2 separate regions of the Homo sapiens genome follow, and region 2 is linked to region 1. A link is a loop called in an ENCODE intact Hi-C map of the cell type or tissue named here. Cell type or tissue: chondrocyte. All regions are shown on one strand. Links, peaks and the distances in the headings refer to the core of each region. The heading gives the core; the rest is flanking DNA. Region 1 overlaps COL23A1 (collagen type XXIII alpha 1 chain). Region 2 overlaps COL23A1 (collagen type XXIII alpha 1 chain).

What was found. Hi-C counts contacts between places; a loop is a spot of excess contacts. Peaks named below come from ENCODE experiments on the same cell type or tissue, not always from the same donor. Only the 100,000 strongest peaks of a DNase experiment are listed, where the experiment ranks them.
Region 2: a loop joins it to region 1, with 7 times the contacts of the local background. A loop is called at or near these places in 94 of 110 quality-filtered maps.

Annotation. Positions count from the first base shown.
Region 1 is chr5:178,546,962-178,556,714 of GRCh38, forward strand. All of the region lies in intron 2 of COL23A1 (collagen type XXIII alpha 1 chain), which reads right to left. Among named protein-coding and RNA genes, the nearest start is that of COL23A1, 39 kb to the right of the region's middle. RefSeq lists an enhancer at 7,072-7,630. In chondrocyte, for the core only: CTCF peaks have their summits at 4,305 (motif pointing left) and 4,508; no DNase peak of the experiment used is centred there.
Region 2 is chr5:178,275,176-178,284,928 of GRCh38, forward strand. All of the region lies in intron 5 of COL23A1 (collagen type XXIII alpha 1 chain), which reads right to left. Among named protein-coding and RNA genes, the nearest start is that of PHYKPL, 47 kb to the left of the region's middle. In chondrocyte, for the core only: a CTCF peak has its summit at 4,971 (motif pointing right); DNase peaks (open chromatin) are centred at 3,356, 4,096, 5,006, 5,606 and 1 weaker place.

The DNA.
Region 1 (9,753 bases), core at 699-8,698:
AAGCCGGAGGGAAGCCGCTCGCATGCAGAGTGGCCTTCCAAGCTTGGGGGGCATCCTTCTGGGAGCGCCTGGGTCCACAGAGCTCCCAAACTCTGCTCAATTCAGGCAATTTGGGAAGTAAAACAGGAAATGTCAGCTGCAAAAGGTAGAGAAGGCTTTTCAGGGAAGGTATTTCCAAACTATTTCCCCGTAGGGAATACATTTCCGTGACACTGAGTGGCAAGTACCCCGACAGTATCTGATTCACGCCAGCACCGAGCTAAATGCAAATGACTTTCAATCATCAGCCCCTGGGGCACACTCGGAACTCAGCAGAGCCGAGCCCTGGCCCAAGTCACCTCTATGACCGGCAGTGAGAAAAAAGGCGGGTGGCGAGAACATGGGAAAGAACATGGGTAAGAATATTGGCTCTCCTGGGCCAGATTTTGGACTTGATAGTCCCCATAATCACGTGAGCCAATTCCTTCAAATAAATCTCTTTATGCATGCACGTGTGGGCACACACACCCACACACCCACACACACACCCACACATCCCCATACACACCCCCACACCCACACACTCACACCCACAAACACACCCACACACCCCCATACACACCCCCACACACACCTACACCCACACCCCCACAACCACCCACACACACACCCCCCACACACACCCACCCACACCCCCCCACACACACACACCCCCCATACACACCCCCCACACACCCACCCCCCACACACCCACACACACACCCATACACACCCCCCACACCCACACACCCACCCCACACACCCCCACACCCACACCTATACCCACATACCCACCCCCCACACACCCCCCACACACACTGACACACACCCCCACACCCACCCACCTACACACCCCCACACCCACCCACCTACACACACCCACACCCACACCCCCATACACACCCACACCCCACACCCACCCATACACACATCCCACACGCACACTTACACCCACACCCACCCCCCACACACACCCACACACCTACACCCACATACCCACACCCACCCCCCACACACCCCCATACCCACCCACACACACCCACCCACAAACACACCCACCCCCACACCCACACACACATACCCCCCCTCACCCCCACACACACACCCTATTGGTTCTGTTTCTCTGGGGAACCTTGGCAAACTCTGTAAAGAACAAAGAGGCCTGCTGGACTCTGGGCTAAGGAAGGCAGCCAGCATAGCAGCATCACTCCCGGCACCGTGTGTACAGATGTAGTCAGAATCACTGTGACAAATGCCCACTCCGGCCGGGCCCTGCACTGCTGCCTCCACCTTTTTTGGGCCATTTAATCCAAGGGCTGATTGCATATCTCCTCTCATATGTCCCACAGTCATGCCAAAATTAACAGATCTCAACAAACTCTTAATCGTCCCCATCCTGGTCCTGCTCTCATCCTGGCAAGTGGCACCAGTGAGTTCCCAACTCAAAAATCTGGGCATCATCCAAAAACCGGGAGTCACCCGATCTTCCCTCTCCCTTGCTCCCCCTCACTCAGTCCACCTCCACGTCCTGCCAATGTCCTGTGGGGATCCCTATCCACATCCTTTGCCTATTCTTTTTTTTTTTTTTTTTTGAGACAGAGTCTCATTCTGTCACCAAGCTGGAGTGCAGTGGCGCAATCTCGGCTCCCTGCAACCTCTGTTTCCCATCTTTGCCCATTCTTTACTAGAGCCTCTGGCTTGTCCTTATTCTTGTATAAGAGCACTTTATATCTCATGCATATTAACTATGTATTTGTTGTATGTGTTGAAATTGTTTTTTCATTTTGTCACTTATTTTCAAACTTAAGGTGGCATTTGCTTTCTATACAGAATTTTTAAAAATGTCCATCAAGGCTTTTTAATAGCAAAAACAACAAAAACTTAAATAAAAATAAATGTCTATCAGCAGCAGACGAGATGAATAGTAGTATGTTCATACACTGCGATGGCATGCTGCAGTGCTCCATTGTAGAAACGACAGTCACAGGAAATGACTAGACCTGCAAGCATCCATACAAATACTTCTTTTTTTTTGAGATGGAGTCTCGCTCTGTTGCCCAGGCTGGAGTGCAATGGCACGATCTCGGCTCACTGCAACCTCCGCTTCCCAGGTTCAAGCAATTCTCCTGCCTCAGCCCCGAGGAGCTGGGATAACAGGCGCATGCCACCACACCCGGCTAATTTTTGTATTTTTAGTAGAGACGGGGTTTCACCATGTTGGTCAGGCTGGTCTCGAACTCCTGACCTCAGGTTATCCACCCGCCTCGGCCTCCCAAAGTGCTGGGATTACAGGCATGAGCCACCATGCCCGGACCCATACAAATACTTCTTGAAAAAAAAAATGAAGGGATAAAACAGATGAAAAGACACACAAATAACAAGTAGTAGGACAATAAAATATATTGCCATGGTACACATATTTAATAAAATATAATATACAGAAAACATGCAGAAAAAGTATAGCTACCAACTCAAGACATTTGTTGCCTGGCAGAGAATAGGGGAATGGGAGAGGAACTGGTACCTTGGCTCTGTCTAAAACATTTCATTTCTTGGCCAGGCACGATGGCTCATGCCTGTAATCCCATCACTTTGGGAGGCTGAGGTGGGCAGATCACCTGAGGTCAGGAGTTTGAGACCAGCCTGACAAATATGGTGAAACCCTGTCTCTACTAAATACAAAAAATTAGCCAGGCGTGGTGGTGTGCTCCTGTAATCCCAGCTACGTGAGAAGCTGAGGCAGGAGAATCGCTTGAATCCGGGAGGCAGAGGTTGCAGTGAGCCGAGATTGCACCATTGCACTCCAGCCTGGACAACAAGAGCAGAATCCTGTCTCAAAAAACAAAACAAAAACAAAAACAAAAACAATTTCTTTAACAACAAAATAACAAACATGAGAAAATGATGTTATTCATTAAATCTAGATGAAACGGACATCAGTATTATATTCTTCTCTGTACTTTTTTATATATTTGAAACATTCTGTAATGAAAATTAAAATTATTTTTTAATATTAAGTAAAGAAAGGATCTGGTTGGGCAAAAGAATGATCAGATACCTCCATGAGACTCCATTCTTGCTTCTAGCAAATTACCATAATGTGCAAATATATCATTTCTGGAATCTGAAGTGCTCTACTCCCAGGAAACTAGGAAACCTAGCAAGTTGTTTTATCTGTGAGAGCTGATCTGAGTTCACATAACTTCACTTAGTTTTTGCCCAAATATGTAAACTAAAGAAGATTTTTCTGTCTATACAGAAAATTTAACCTTTTAAGCTTAAAATGTTCAAGGAAATGTTTTCTTCTATGGCAAGGTTTTTCAACCTGGGCACTACTAACATTTGGGACCGGATAGTTCTTTGTGGTGGTGGCTGTCCTGGGCTTTGTAGGACACTCAACAGCACCCCTGCCTCTACCTAGTCCATATGCCAGTAGCACCCACAAAGTATGATCAACTACAAATGTCTCCAAATACTGCCATGTGACCTCCTGGGGGCAAAACAGTCCCAGTTGAGAAGCACGGCTTTATGGTTTCTGACTTCAGTGCCAGGCTTATAAAATCTGTTTCTACTGCGTAATTTTAAAAAGTGATGTATCGTATTTTTGTCTAGCCAGCCATGGTTGTATTTTTTACATTTAGATCTTCAATCCATGTGGAATATACCCCGGCATAAGAAGTCAGGTAAGAAGCCAGATAGTATTACTGCACTGAACCTGTCCCCCAGGAAAGGCCGCTACAGCATGTGGGTGAGCTCCTGGCATAGGGGGGCGTGTGATAATGACACCCCACAGAGTAAAAGGCTGCACCTGTCACTCAATAGTTGGCACGGAGTTGGCCAAGCTGGGGTCAAGACAGCTCTGGTCTTGTCTTCCCAGAGTTTCAGGGATTCTCCACTACAATTAAACCTGATGGTGCTCTGTAAGTACTGGGTCAGTGGCAAATGTTCTAGAAATCTGTTTTCTAACAGATAGTCTACCTTTCACAGAATCTTCATCATCTCCCCAAACCAACAGCAAACCGCTTGATTCTGGAACCATCTGGAAAATTCTGAGGGTCTTCCATTTTTGGAGAGAAACACCAGAGCAGGTGGTTAACTTTGTGTGTCACTGCTCTTGGTTTGAACTTTTGTGTGCTTTCTAGTAATTTTAAAATATATATTAATATATTATATGTTATATATTATATTAATATATTTTATATTTATATATTTAAATATATATAAATTATTTTTCTTTTACATTCCTGTTCAATTTCTATAGAATTTAATGAGTATAATGGGCTCCATCTAGTGGTCACAAGAACATCTCCAGATTCCAATGGTCAGCACAGAAACTTCAAGATCTTTATTTATAGGACATGACACATTTTATAATTGATAGACTCAGGTGGTTAAACTATGCTTTAAGAGAAGACTTCTAATTATTTTTTTCCTTTCATCAGTGGGTCTTACAAATTGGTTCTTAAGGTCCACTGCCCAAAACCATGCTTACCATCTTCTCTTCCAAATTGATCCCTCTTTGGGGATTTCCTGTTTCTGCGCAGCTTCCCCTCCCCAAAGGCATGCTGCTTCAGGCTTCTCTGTCTTCTCCTGTGCCCACCCACCCAGTTTGTGAGTTCTGTCCACCACATGACCCAGTGCCTCTCACAGCTGTTCCCGGCTATCAATTCTCATGGCCATTCGACAGGGCGTTATCAACCCTCCTCCCCGTGCCTGGCACCGTGCTGGATTTAGGGGATGCTGCAGTGAACCAGGCAAGCTGTCTCCTGCCCTGAGCACCCCCTCAGGGGCCCCTCTGTTGGAACCAAGTATGATCTAGTCTGTCCTTCATGCTGTTTCCAGAGCCCTCGTCTTAAAGCTAAATTCCACTCAGACACCATCAACTGTGTCCCATGGAATAAAGCCTCAATCTCTCCAGACCCTGGACTCACCCTCCCCTCCCACTGCCACCTTCCAAGCAAACAAGAGTTCCCACCGGTGCTCGGAGCTCCCCTCTGCCTCCACTCAGGATGTCAGTCTCTCAGAATGCATCCCCCATCCCAGGTGGCTAACCTGACAACCAGTCTTCAAAACCTTGCCCAATTATCATCTTCCCCAGGAAGGACCCTCCTCCAACCCAGATCCTCCTGACCCGAAGTGATCTCTCCTTGTAATTTCTGTAGGACTGGTGTTTCCTCAGGGCTCATCCTATTCTCCGCATCTGTTATGGGTCTTGTACCTCTCCTGCCTTCCTCTAACAACTGGGTCTGCAATTGCCTCTAAGAATCTTAGTCAATAGCTCCCCCAGGACCAGCACAAAATAGGGTAGGAGAGACGAATGAATGAATGAATGAATGAACAAATACCTATGCATAGTGAAGCGAGGGAATGGCAACCAGCCTCCAGAGTATTCTCGTGCCCCCCAAAAAATCAGACACACAAATGACCTCCTTTCACTTGGCAGAGTCTGACATACCAAGGTAGCTGCCTTATAGGCCACTCAATTTTGCCATAAACTCAAGTCGACTGAGATTTAATGCTTATAAATATATACGTGTATCATTTTAAAAAATTCTATAAAAAATAATCCCAAAAAGGGTAACAATTTCTTGCATTGAAATCCTATGAGAGGCTGGGCAAGGTGGCTCACCCCTGTAATCCCAGCACTTTGGGAGGGGATCTTTTGAAAGCAGGAGTTCGAGACCTGCCTGGGCAAAAAAGTGAGCTCCTAACTCACCAAAAAAAATTAAAAAAAAAAAAAAAAAAATTTTTTTCAGACAGAGTCTCACTCTGTCGCCAGGCTGGGGTGCAGTGGTGCGATCTTGGCTCACTGCAACCTCTACCTCCCGGGTTCAAGTGATTCTCCTGCCTCAGTCTCCTGAGTAGCTGGGACTACAGGCGCGTGCCACCACACCTGGCTAATTTTTGTATTTTTAGTAGAGGATTTCACCATGTTGGCCAGGATGGTCTTGATCTTCTGACCTTGTGATCCCCCCGCCTTGGCCTCCCAAAGTGCTGGGATTACAGGCGTGAGCCACTGCGCCTGGCCAGGAAAATTTTTTTTAATTAGCCATGGTGGCACACGCCTGTGGTCCCAGCTATTATCCCGGCTGAGGCAGGAGGATCACTTGAGCTCAGGAGTTCAAGGTTGCAGTGAACCGTGACTGCACCACTGCACTTCTGCCTGGCCGACAGAGTGAGATCCTATCTTAAAAAAAAAAAAAAAAAAAGTCCCAAGACAGCGTGTGCCCTTCGCTAGGCTCTTTTCCAGCCAACAAAGGCAGTAAGGCAGTAAACAGGCTGAATATGAGCAACTTTTACCACTTCTGTTCCGCTCTGTGACATTTTCCATAAACTATCAACGAAATGTATCAGGTTCTGTATAACTTCCACATTGTGCTTTCTACGGTCCTAAGTGGAGTTTCACTCCTCTACGCAAACTGCCAAATGTTTTGATGGAGCAGAGGATTTCTGACTTGCATTAAACTCTGGATTATTATTCATTTCTGGAAAATCACCCGACATTGCAAGTACAGTGCCCATCCTTGGAAACCAAGCACAATGTCTCTGCAATATTCTGCAAGGATCCAAAAAGACACAAAAAGAAAACGAAAAGGATGATACCATTCTGGAATGTTCCTGACAATGTCCAGGCAGTTTGAGCCTGGTTAGTAACAAGTGCAAACAGCGTGACGGGCAGAAGCCCAGCTCTGCTCGAGGCCTTCTGGGCACGTGGGTGGCTGATGAGGGTTCACGGCCACACACTTTCCTTTTCTGTTTCTCTCACTCCAGCATCGCCAGCATCTTCATACCCACGTCCTAGAAGAACGTGCCAGTAAAGTCTGCCAAGCCCTCGCTCTTCCCCTCCTGAAGATTCCCAGTGGCCTCCTACTCTGTGTCTCTTCTCCCTTCCTCTCTGGCAGCTCCCGACTGATGGCGACGGACCTAACAACAGACAAGCTCTGAGGACGCAGTGCCAGGCCTCGTTCTAAGCTGTCTGCACATGTGAACCCATTTGATCCTCAAAACCATCCCATGACACAGCTACTCTCAGAAACCCCACTTCACTTCACAGGTGGAAAACCGAGGCACAAGGAGGATAAGTGTGAGGTCACGGAGCCGGTGAGCAACAGAGAATCGGGCCACGCAGCCTAGATGGGAAGTCAACACACTTTCCCCTGGGCCACGCTGCCTCTTGGTGTGTTTTATTTTTTCCTTTCTTCTTTTTTTTTTTCTTTGAGATGGAGTCTCGCTCTGTCACCCAGGCTGGGGTGCAATGGCTCAATCTTGGCTCACTGCAACCTCTGCCTCCTGAGTTCAAGCAATCCTCCTGCCTCAGCCTCCTAAGTAACTGGGATTACAGGCGTGTGCCACTATGCCCAGCTAATTTTTGCATTTTTAGTAGAGACGGGGTTTCGCCATGTTGGCCAGGCTGCTCTCGAACTCCTGACCTGAGGTGATCTGCCCACTTCGGCCTCCCAAAGTGCTGGAATTACAGATGTGTGCCACCACGCCCAGCCCTCCTGGTGTGCTTTAAGTGGAGCCAACCCTTTGGTTACACCTTTGCAAACCACCTGGCGGTGACTGGGCCAGCCGTCACCGGAAGAGTCTGGTCACCTACTGCTTGTGCCCAGCTATATTCGTTCTCTCTTCTGGGAAAAGATCCTAATTTTTCATGAAGGAACCACCCTCCCCGACACCACATGCTTCTGGTATTGCCAACCCTCCCCCACTTTGTCTCCCCTGGTTCCAAGAATGGTCACATGATCCACCAATGACCTGGCCCATCAACGTGTCCCATGCTCCAAGTCAGTGCAATTTTTCAAGGAGAGGCACCTGCCCCAAGCCAGGCAAACTGGGATCCATTCTGGGACGTAAAAAAAAAAATCATGGTAAAATACATATAACATAAACCTGAGCATTTTAAAGCACGAAGTTCCAAGATTAAACACAACAACCATCCCCTCTATCCACTTCCAGGACTTTTCATCTTTCCAAACAGAAACGAGGTGCCCCTTAAACAATAACTCCCTGGGTTAGTGTCTGGGTGTGGACATAAAAAGGTACCACAGACTGTGCGGCTTAAAACAGCAGAAATGTGATAAGGTGCCGTCAGGCTGATTTCCTTCTGAGCTCATGGCTCAGCAAAAGTGTCTTCTCCACGTGTCTTCACATGGCCTGCCCTCTGCATGGGTCTACGTGTCCAAATCTCCTTTTATTACAGGGACAGCGGTCATGAGGGCCCACCCTAAGGCCTCATGTCACCTACTCTCCAAGGGAACATTGTTATCTCCAAACACAGTCCCATTCTGAAGCCCTGAGGGTTAGGACTTCAAGATACGAATATGGGAGGACACAGTTCAACCCATAACACTCCCCATGCCCCAATTCTGAGACTTTCGGGAAAGAACAGTGCTGTATCTGCTGGGGTTGCTGAGCACATGTGATATACACCTAGAGCTATACTGGCGGCCACCTTCCCAAGCATAGGTCACTCCAGCAGAGGCTGTCTGAAGACAAGCGGAGAAGAGCTGAGAGAGGAGAGCGAGCCCTGAGCCCAGATGGGCCTGAAGCCAGCTGCACCTCAGACCTTTCCATTTCTAGTTGTCTGCACTAAAAATTTCCTTTTTCGCTTTATTAGTGCAGGGTGATCAGAACACTAATTAATGTTCTGATGCTTGTAACCCAAAGAGTGAGTGAATGCAAGGGCCACAGTGACCCTTGGCTCCAGGACACGTGGAGTGGGACCACAGGGCAGTTATTTACAAGGCGGAGTCAAGACTCAAGTCCAGGTTCCCAGGCTCCAAGGTGCCGGCCCTCACCAGTTCCCTGGGATGCCCCCGAGTCACTACTGTTCACAGACGGTGGAGGCCGGACCATAGGGCAGCTCCCAGGGGGAGGCTTCAGGACCCACCTGGCCAGAGCCTCCCTGCAGGAACCTGTGTTTGCTGCGGTAAAGCCCAGCCTCTCCCCACAGACTGAGGGCTCCCGTCCTTCAGTCAATACCCTCAGGCCTGCAGCGTGCCTGGGAGAACAAAGCACGAGGAAGTCAGACAACAGGCTACACAGCAGGCCTTCTTCCCTCCATCACAGCACACACGCAGCCCTGTCTGAATAACACAGGGTCGGAAATGACCCAAACGTCCTTGGCGGGGACTGGCCAAGTGCATTACAGGACATTCCAACAGCATGGCCAGATTCTTTCCTGGACCAAAACAAGGCAGCAGCTATCTCGGATACACAGACGGGCACAGACCACCTCAAAGAGAAAGGGCAAACCCATGAACAAGGCAGCCCATGAAAAACAATGCGGGATAACTGTTGCGTTATTAAAAAAAAAGAAGGAGGAGGAGGAGTTACTACTTTAAAATTAGTTGAAATGGGCCAGGCATGGTGGCTCACGCCTATAATCCCAGTACTTTGGGAGGCCGAGGCGGGTGTATCACCTGAGGTCAGGAGTTCGAGACCAGCCTGGCCAACATGGTGAAACCCCGTCTCTAATAAAAATACAAAAATTAGCTGGGCGTGGTGGCAGGCATCTGTAGTCCCAGCTACTTGGGAGGCTGAGGCAGGAGAATTGCTTGAACCTGGGAGGTGGAGGTTGCAGTGAGCCAAGATCGCACCACTGCACTCCAGCCTGGGCAACAAGAACGAAACTCTGTCAAATTAAAATAAAATAAAATAAAATAAAATAAAATAAAATAAAATAAAAAAGCTGAGTGTGGTAGCTCATGCCTGTAGTCCAACACTTTGGGA
Region 2 (9,753 bases), core at 486-8,485, 270 kb before region 1:
TTCTCCTCTCAAACAACAAGTTCAAATTGGGTCCCAGGTCAGTGGCCTTTGTTTCCCAGACCAATGCAAGATGCGAAGCCCCACGGGCAAGCAGACACTGGATTAGGGTTTGCCCTGGCCCTGGGGGACAGTGCTGGGAGCGACCCGTGTGTGGCCTTCCAAGAGGCCGGCAGCAGGACCCTGGACGGTGCCGCCAGCTCTGCCACCTGTGAAGCTGAGGCTTTGCTCTCTCCCTCCCTCGGCCTGTCGCGTATTTCCTAAGCCGGGTTCACAGAGCCATCTTTTGAGGCATATTAACAAGTGTTGAAACCAGCCCTATAAACGTTATAAAGTTAATTAGGGAAGAAGGGAGGGGGAGGAACAAAAATAAACCAAGCTTGTGGCACACTCAGCATCATCATGAGGTCAGCGTGCTCCCTGACCCCTTCTCGGAACTGTTTTCCTGCTGCCTCAGAATCGCGCAGGTTCTCTTACAGGGTCATGGTTCCCCTTAACTGCTCCGTAGATACCAATCTGAACGTAAAAAACTACCTTTTCCCTACTCTTTCAGAGCCTGCACACCAGTGAAACTACAAAGTCAGCTGGTCGGAAGGATCCCACGGGAGCTGATTCACCGGAGTGCGGTCTCCACATCCTGCTGATTTCAGCCCCCCGGTCCTGACCGATCAATGACCCCAATTTTCCAGCCCCTCACCCTCCATGATCCCCTTAAACACCCTGGCCCAGAACTCCTTGGGGGGATGGATTTGAGGGTCTCCTCCATCTCCTTGCTGGGTGCCCTGCAATCATTAAACTCTTTCTCTGCAGCAAACCCTGCTGTCTCAGTGTAATTGGCCTGGTACTAACGCAGCGGGCATTTGAAACTGGTGGTCCTATAACCGTGTGGCTACAGAGGGGAGGTTTCCTGGTGAAGTACATTCGGGATGTGGAGTATGGTGGCTCCATCCCTGGAGTGTCTTGATGCTCATCTGCCGGGAAAAGCCTGTGCTGCTCTTCTTGCTCTATGTTAGGGAAAGGTCCAGGGCTGGCCCTGTCCTCCTGACTGCGGCCCAGCACTCCCCAAGATCGGCTCCAGCATCTGCTGAACTGAACCAAACAAATAAACTGGCCGCGTTTAGAAGCAGACAGGAGTAAACGCTCAAATCGGCCAGAGCTGGGGGCCTGTCTTGCTTTCTGGCTGTAATTAATGCTGACGGTTCCTGTGAGGGAACGGAGCCCTCAAAATGCACTAGGACAAGGCCCCTGGAAGAAGGGCTTACCAGGATTATCAGGCCAGGACCTAGTAATTACACCCCAGATGTTGACAATTCATCAAATTACAAGGCTGGTGGGGCCTGAGGTCCCAGCCTGGGAAGTGCACATTCCTGTGTGAAGGTTCCCTGAGCCTCCTCCCAGCTCTCATTAGAGCCGGCTGGTGGATAAGGGGTGGGTGGGCAGCCCCCTTCAGGGCGGGTCAGCACCATACGGTTCTGATTTCTCAGCCTAGGCTCTTTGTACACACATGGGCTGCAGCAAGACTGTCCGGGGCTTAGCAATTTCCCAAACTCAAATTCTTTGTGCTAGGGAAAGGAAGAAAAGACCCTCAAAGTTAGGTTCAGCCCAGCTGTTGCTGGTGCCTTGAGGGTGGCACAATGTTCCTCCTGGAGCACTTCTTCCTGGGACCTAGGGCATTTTGTAGAGTGGGCTCTGTAGTGACCTATGCACCTCAACTCAGCAAACTGTAGGAGCTTCAGCTGGGTGGGGTCCCAAGCGCTTGCACCAAGGTCAGAGACTTGCCCCTCATGTGCTCCTTGGCCTTGCTTGGGCTGCTGCCCTCTGTGCTGCTCATCTGTAGTGTGAGGGGCTGGAATTGGGCAATGTCTTTCTGGGAGCCAGGTTTTATTTGATCCGTGCAGTTAAAAGAACCCAGACTGGGCATAACGGCTCATGCCCGTAATCCCAGCACTTTGGAAGGTCAATGTAGGAGGATTACCCTGGCTCAGGAGTTTAAGACCAGCCTGGGCAACATAGTGAGACCTCATCTCTAAAAAAAAAAAAAAAAAAGGTTGGGTGTGGTGGCACATGCCTGTAGCTCCCGCTACTCAGGAGGCTGAGGCAGGAGGATTGCTTAAACCGTGGAGGTTGAGGCTGCAGTGAGCTATGATGGCACCACTACACTCCGGCCTGGGTGACAGAGCGAGACTTTGTCTCAAACAAACAAAAAAACAAAGAACCCCAAACCAAATGAATTAGTCACATTTAAAAATTGCAACCTTTTACATAAACGTCCAGAGTTTGGGCTTTTCTTGAAAAGCCGGGAGATCTCGCAGACCCTGGTCCACAGGCTCCACCCTTCCCTGTGGTCTCACGCCTAGCCTGCTGCCCATGGCGAGGTGACTCGCCAGCTCTGCAGGGCATCTGATTTGTAACCCTTGGCCTAGAAAGTCTCCCAGGGCCCTTTCAGCTCTATGATGCTGTGAGGCTGTGAAACCGGCTGGCTTCTATTTTGGGGAGAGGACCTGCTCGGTGATGCCTGAGTGTGCTGGAAGTAATTACATGTATGTCCATGTCACACATCATGGCTAGCAGAGGTGGTGTTTACAGCACTGTGCCTTTGAACCGATCCCAAAAATACCTGCTGAAATGACACATTTGCCCATGACTGGTGGGGAGAGACATGATTACCCTGTCAGGTATCAGAAAATACTGTTCCTCATTAAGGTGGCAGAGAGGAAAGAGCTTGACCCCCGTGGGGTGAGGGAGGATGGAGGATGGGACCGGCGGGCCGGGATGTGTCTGACTGAGCTGCCCAGGTCACCAGCTCAGGCACAGAGGGCTGTTCTGGTGGAAGGAAGTCTGGGGGAACACACCATCAGCTCATTTTGGTGCCAGCCGTGGATGGGGTGGAAATCCAGAGTAGGGAGCAGCAGCTGACGGGAAGTGTGACCTTCACAGAAGGGTGACCGCCACAGCGTGGCCAAACTCCACGAGGCAGTCTAGAGGGAGACAGCGTGACCAGGACAGCTCGCAGCACACACTGAAGCTGCAGTCACTCTGCCTCGCCCTGTGGCCCCTGGACCATGCCCAGGCCAAGCTCTGCCCTCCTGCCCCACCCTTGGGGCATGGTTGGTTTCCCAGCCTCCCTGAGAGCTGCCCCCTAGGCTGTGGGGTGGGCCCTCCTTGGTTTCCACAGACAATTGTCACCCACTGGTAAAGAACTGGTTGAAACCCTTAAAAATGCAAAGGATTTTTATAGAATTTGGATTTCCAGCTTCTCTGGAAATGTTGGAAGATGTGGTAGTGATGACTGCATGTGCGGAACTGCACCCCGATGGGGCGGGTGCCCCGATTCACCCCAGGCCCTGCCGTTTTCTCTGCTCTCCTGCGCCCAACCAGCCTCATCTATTTTCTCACTTGCCGGCGGCTGCAAGCGTCAGTGAGCCCGTGAGCCTGCAATTCTAGCTCAGGTCCATCTCTCCAGTCCTCCCACCCTCCTGGGCCAGCCTCCGCCAGGCCCCCTACCTCCTGCCCCACATACCCATCCTTCCTGCACAGTGAAGGAGCAGGGTACATCCTGATGATGAGGTCCTGCCCCGTAGACCTGGGAGTGAGCTGCTGAATTTCCCTGGAGCGCGTTTCCTCCTCTGCAAACTGAGTGTGTTGCGGATGGAATGGCTCCCTGGATCTGGGCTCACAGCAGGCAGCAGGGGAAGGGTGGGTTAATGAGAGCAGCTGTGACGCGCTGGGCCAGCCCTGGGGTAAATGAAGCCAGGGAACAGAGTGGAGCTGAAGCAATGTGGGCCCTTCCCTCCCTATCTAGATGTCACTGGCCCTGACCACAGACCGGCCAGGCAGAAGCCTCATCATCCCCATTTCACAGATGAAGATCTGGAGCTCGGAGAGGCCAGGACACCAGCCCAAAGCTTTGCTCGAGCCCTGTGCCCTGCCTGCTGACTGCCCCTCCTCTGGCTGCTGTAGCACCTGGCACACCCTCACCCACTGCCCTCAGGGCAAAGCTGTACCCCTGGCCTGGCATTCAAGGACAACCTCTTCCTCCTGAGCGCCTCCTTCCAGACTCACGTGTCACCTCTTCTGAGGAGCCTTCTTCAGCTCCCGCCCCCGCCAGTTTCTCACTTATGGACTCACTGCTCTGTCTTCCTGCCACCTCTCCTCCCACAGTGACCAGCCACATGGCTCCAGTGCCCACCACAGATGCCCTTCCTGACCGGAGGATGTGCAGCCTTGGCTCGCACACCCCTGGTGATGTGGAACTCACTGCTCCCCGGGCAGACTGAGGGGTTTGCAAAGATTTTGTTTAAGCCTGGTCCTTCTCAGGCTAGACCCTCCACCTTGCAGCGCCTGGTTCAATTGTGCCCAGAACCTCCACGTGGCTGGGAAGACGAGGCCTCAGGTTCCAGCCCAGGGAGGGCTCTCAGCTTGGGTGGGTGGGGCTGTGGGCCCCTTTGTCCAGCCACCCGGGGTGGAACTCCAGAGTGGACAAGAGATGGCCAATTCCTCAAGGCTGGGTGCTCCAGGGACACAGGCTTCTCACCTCCCCCTACGCCCTTACCATCCCGGCCCATCTTGGGTGCACCCTCTCTGGATGTTCCCCCTGAAACTCCCCACTTATCAGCATCCTCTTCACCTTCTGACTTCGACTCACACCTCCCTTCCTCAAGGCGGTGCCCCTGACCCCCACCAGGCCAGGTCTGGGTAACGGGAGCCCCGCCTCCTAGCCCTGGCCACGAGGCATAGTGAAGCTGGAATTTGTGGGAGTTTTTTGTTCTGTCTGCCACTCAACCACAGGCTCCAAGTGGGGAGGGACCCCTGGATGTGTTTCCTGCTACCGTATCCCAAATGCCGAAGCGCCTCGTACATAACGAGAACACAGTAAATACCCGCTGAATGGATCAACAACGGTGAAGGGAACGATTCTCTGAATGAACGTCCATCCTGCTGGCTCTCGTGCCCGGCCAGGGAACACTAGAGGGCGCGCTTGACCTGCCGAAGGCTGCCTCCAGCCCTGGCGGACTCTTGCGCTGGACTCCCGCCCTCGGGCCACAGCCTGGGCGATCAGCCAGGACGCTGGCCATTGAGGATGCAGGCCCAAAAGGGGCGCCTTCAGCCTCACAGGCTTCCCTGGCTGGCATTGGTAATGGACAGAGCAGTGGGAACGGTCCCTGAACCCAGTCCGTGTGCCCAACTCTGAAGCTCTCCTGCGTCATCTCCTTGGTTCCCCCAATAGCTGAAGGGGCCGAGGCTTGGCGGGGCCAGGGACGTGCCTGAGGCCACATGGACTATAGACCCCTGGGCCCATTCTGTCTCCACTGCATGGGCTGGACATCGTGCCAGCCCTGGGTCCTGGTCGGGGGCAGCTTCATACCAAAATCACTGCTTTCTCTTTAGTCTATTTGCTTCGAAGACCTGGGCTTGGCTCGGTGACTTTGTGCAGGTCTGTGAACATGTTCTTCCATGTGATGGGGCGAGGATGCTGTGGGGCTGGTCTGTTGCCTGGGGAAGTGGGAGGCGGTTCCAGCCAGTGACCACGCTGCAAACATATCACAGGCAAAACAGCAAAGCGCAGGACCAACCCCCTCTGCTGGGCCCCCTACACTGCTGTCCCTGCTAAGTCTCCTCCCAGAGCTAGGTGTGGACAGGAGGTACCTGGGCTGCTGCCAGGAGGATGCAAAAAACTGCAGCAGATACAGGAGGCATCTGGGAGCCGAGGGCGGAGCAGCAGCTCGGGCCCCACTGACCTGGGGTGGCCGCCTCCTGTGAATGGGCTGCCCCACATGGGACACTCACGGGGACACTGGGGACACAGTGCTGGACCAAGACAAGAGGCTGGACTCAAGAGACTTAGGGCCCTGGGGAGAACGGCCAGCATGGTGGCCCTGGTTGCATCTCCCTGAGGTTCCAGTCTGCGTGCCATTATCAGGGACTCCGGAGTCGGCTTTCATCCGGTCTCAGCTTCACTAGAATCTGGGGATTGTGGGGTGGCACTGTAGGGGTCAGACGGAAATGAGATGGAGGATGTTGAAATCTAAAAACAGATGAATTTGGGATATTTCAGATAAATCGTTTAACTGATTACATTTTTATAATCAAAGCTGTTTTTGAACTACAAGAGTGCAAGAGAGCGTGTGAACGTGCGGTGCTCCATGGGCCTTTCTTGTTCACTTGATTAATTCCAAACCGTCCATCCGAGTCCTTCATTTCAAAATTGGTCCCAGGCCGAGGCCCCGTCTCACAGACCACATTTCAGCCCAGAGCTCTCGCAGTCCCCTGGGGCCCCGGCTGTCGCTGCTCCCAGGACTGAGGCCGGAGATGAAGTGCAGTCACCGCTCCCTCGACTCCAGAGGGGCTTGGGCACGGCGCTCCGGGGCCCAGGAGGTGCCGTGCGTGTGGTTTTGGGTGTGCTCAGAGCTGACCTGTGACGCCTGCCAGCCCTCGTTTCTGTTAGTCATTCAGGCTTCACCAGCAAATTAGTGCAACCGCCTCCTACCCGCACCCCTTCCTCCAGTTTCTGCCCTGTAGCCAAGGAGGCCTTTTCTACTTTTTAATAATTAATTGATTGATTTAAAATTTTATTTTTTAAAACAGACGGGGATTCGGCCAGGATTGGCAGCTCATGCCTGTAATCCTAGCACTTTGGGAGGCCGAGGTGGTCAGATTGCCTGAGCTCAGGAGTTTGAGACCAGCCTGTGCAACATGGCAAAACCCTGTGTCTATTAAAAACACAAAAAAATCAGCCAGGCGTGGTGGTGCGTACCTGTAATCCTAGCTACTTGGGAGGCTGAGGCACGAGAATCACTTGAACCCAGGAGGCGAAGGTTACAGTGAGCCGAGATCATGCCACTGCACTCCAGCCTGGGCGACAGAGCAAGACACTGTCTCCAAAAAAAAAAAAAAAAGATGGGGTTTTGCCATATTGCCCAGGCTGAGCATGCCCTGCTCCGTTCAGCTGCTCCTCTGCAGGGACACCCTGCACAGTGATACAGAACTGGACATTTCATTACCAGGGGAAGATTTAGAAATTCTTCCTAATTTCTAATAACGGCTATGACACGGAGGTATGAATGAGGAATAGGAGAGGAGGTGAAATGAAGAAATGGACTTTTAAGTTTAAGTTAGACTTAGTTTTTGTTTTTCTTTTTTCGTAAAGCAGGAAAGCATCCTAACACTTTGATACCAGGGGTGGAATACAATAGTTGGGAAGGGAGCAGCAGGGCTGGATACAGACAGGTATGAGCAGGAGAAACCAAACATCCTCTCCAAGTATGTGTTTCTGGGGGTGGTCTGAGAAGCACTCTCCTGCCAATAAGCAGCCCATCCTGGCCCCGGCCCTGCTACTGTAGACAGCTTGAGAGGCTGGCTGGTTGGTGTGAGGGAGTAGGGTCACATAGCCTGGGTGCTAATCCAGGCTTTGGCATGCAAGCAGGCCGTGTGTCTCAGCTAAGTCCTGTCACCCTCTGAGCTCAGATTTCTCATCTGTCAGGTAGGGTTGAAACCACTAGCCTCCCATGGTGAGACGGCATGCATGAGTGCGCACCCAGCAAGCACTCAATACTTGCACCTGCTTCCCTGGCACATTGGAAGGGCTTTGGGAGATGAAGGGTGACAGTCTTTTCTTCTCTGTTCCCAAAGGAAGCACCATGAGTGGGGGATCTCCAACCCCTTGGCAGTCTATCTCTGGGGACAAGTGATTTTTCTTTTTTCTTTTTTTTTTGAGACATGGTCTCGCTCTGCTCTGTCACCCAGGTTGGAGTGCAGTGGCGTAATCTTGGCTCACTGCAACCTCTGCCTCCTGGGTTCAAGTGATTCTCCTGCCTCAGCCTCCCAAGTAGCTGGGACTACAGGCATGTACCACCACACCTGGCTAGTTTTTGTATTTTTATTTTTATTTTTTTTGGTAGAGACAGGGTTTCACCGTATTGGCCAGGCTGATCTTGAACTCCTGACCTCAAGTGATCCATCCGCCTTGGCCTCCAAAAGTGCTGGGATTACAGGCGTGAGCCACCGCGCCCGGCCGGGACAAGTGATTTCTATAAACACAGAGTCAAGTTCCATCCCCCAGCCCTCGCCTCTGTCTTGGTTCTACTTGGTGCAGCTCTGGGAGCTTCTTTGGCTTCACTTCCTATCGTTTCCTGTCACCTGCTCACTCACTCCTGCCACACTGACCTTGAGTGTACCTGAACACACAAAGCTTGCTCCAACTTCATGACCTGTGCACTTGCTTTTTCCTCTGCCGGGATCTCCCCCAAGATCTCTGCAGCTTTTTCATCATTTAAATCTCACTTCAATGTTACTTTCCTCAAGAACCTTCTGATTATTTAATCCAAATTATACCTGTCCATTCACCCAGCCAACACTCTCATCACATCCTTGTTTTATTCTCTTGTAAGTACATTAAATGATATCGAAGAAATGTTTAAATAGCTTTCTGAATGTGTAAAACAAACCAGAAAGTCACTAAAGCTTAATGTTAAGAGTTAAGACAATCAAACTACCAAAGAAGAGGAAAAGCAAACATTGTGACATTGTAAATAGGAGATGATGAGAAAGTCTAATGTTTTCTGTGTAAGTCAAAGTTCAGGCAAGATTAAGCCCTGCATGAGTGACAGGTGGTTTCATCTTAGTCAGATGCCACAGTTTAGAGAGGAAAAAGCGCTCATGATAAACAAGATACCTCCGGGAAGATGACATTGAGCTTCTAATTATTCATTCCTCTCTATCCCAGGGCAAACTCCCATTCCCATATGGTTCTCTAAAGACTGTGACTGGGCCTGATCCATCTTTGTGCCACCCCAGTGCCCAGGCCAGGGTATGACACCCACCAGATTTGTTGAACACAGCCAAGCCTCCTATTTCTGAGATGGGCAAATCACTTTATCCACATAAATACTGATTACTACCCCAAAATGCAAGAGTGCCGTGCCTAGGGCTCCTCTGAAGGCTCAACTTTTGATCCACAATGTTCTGAGTTAGGAATTATCCCTATGCTGTTGATTCTATGATGTCTTCCGTCCCTGGACCAGTTGGGATCCAAAAGCTCTTAAACACGGGTGATTTCCTCTTTAAACTCTATGCCTGCAATTCCAACCTTTACCACGAGGTGACAGGATTACACAAACCTTATCAAAACTAGTTTAATCTCTGACTAGTTCTAATTAAAATATGCCCTAAATTAAAACAATATTCATACATATATGTATATATTTTAAAACTTATATTGGCATAGCTTTAAAAGTGTAATACCCACAGTTGGCCAGCATTTGGGGAAATAGACAGCATTTATTCATTGTTGGTGGGAATGTAAATTAGTACAGTCTCCTGGAGGGCAATTTGGCAATACACATCAAAAGCCTTACACATGTGCAAACCCTTTGGTGCAGCAATTCCACTTTTAGTCATTTATTCTAAGGAGATAATCATGGAAATAAGCTATATTTATTCCCAGGATGTTGACTGTAAGGGTGAAAAATTGTCAATATAAATAATTTAACTTTGAGACTAAATAAATGATATATCGGATCAAATACAATGTAGCCATTACATTCTCTAAGGATTTTTAATGATGCAGAAAAGTCTCATGCTATATTTAGTGAAAAAAATAGTACAAAAAAGTATGTCCAATGTAATTGTATTTTAGATTATGAGACTGACGTGCTGCCCACTGCACTAAGAAGGCACTTGTAATTCTATTTTTAAAGCAATAAATATAAAAGCAAACTTGGATATAAGAAATACTAGAACCACCACCAAGATAAGAGG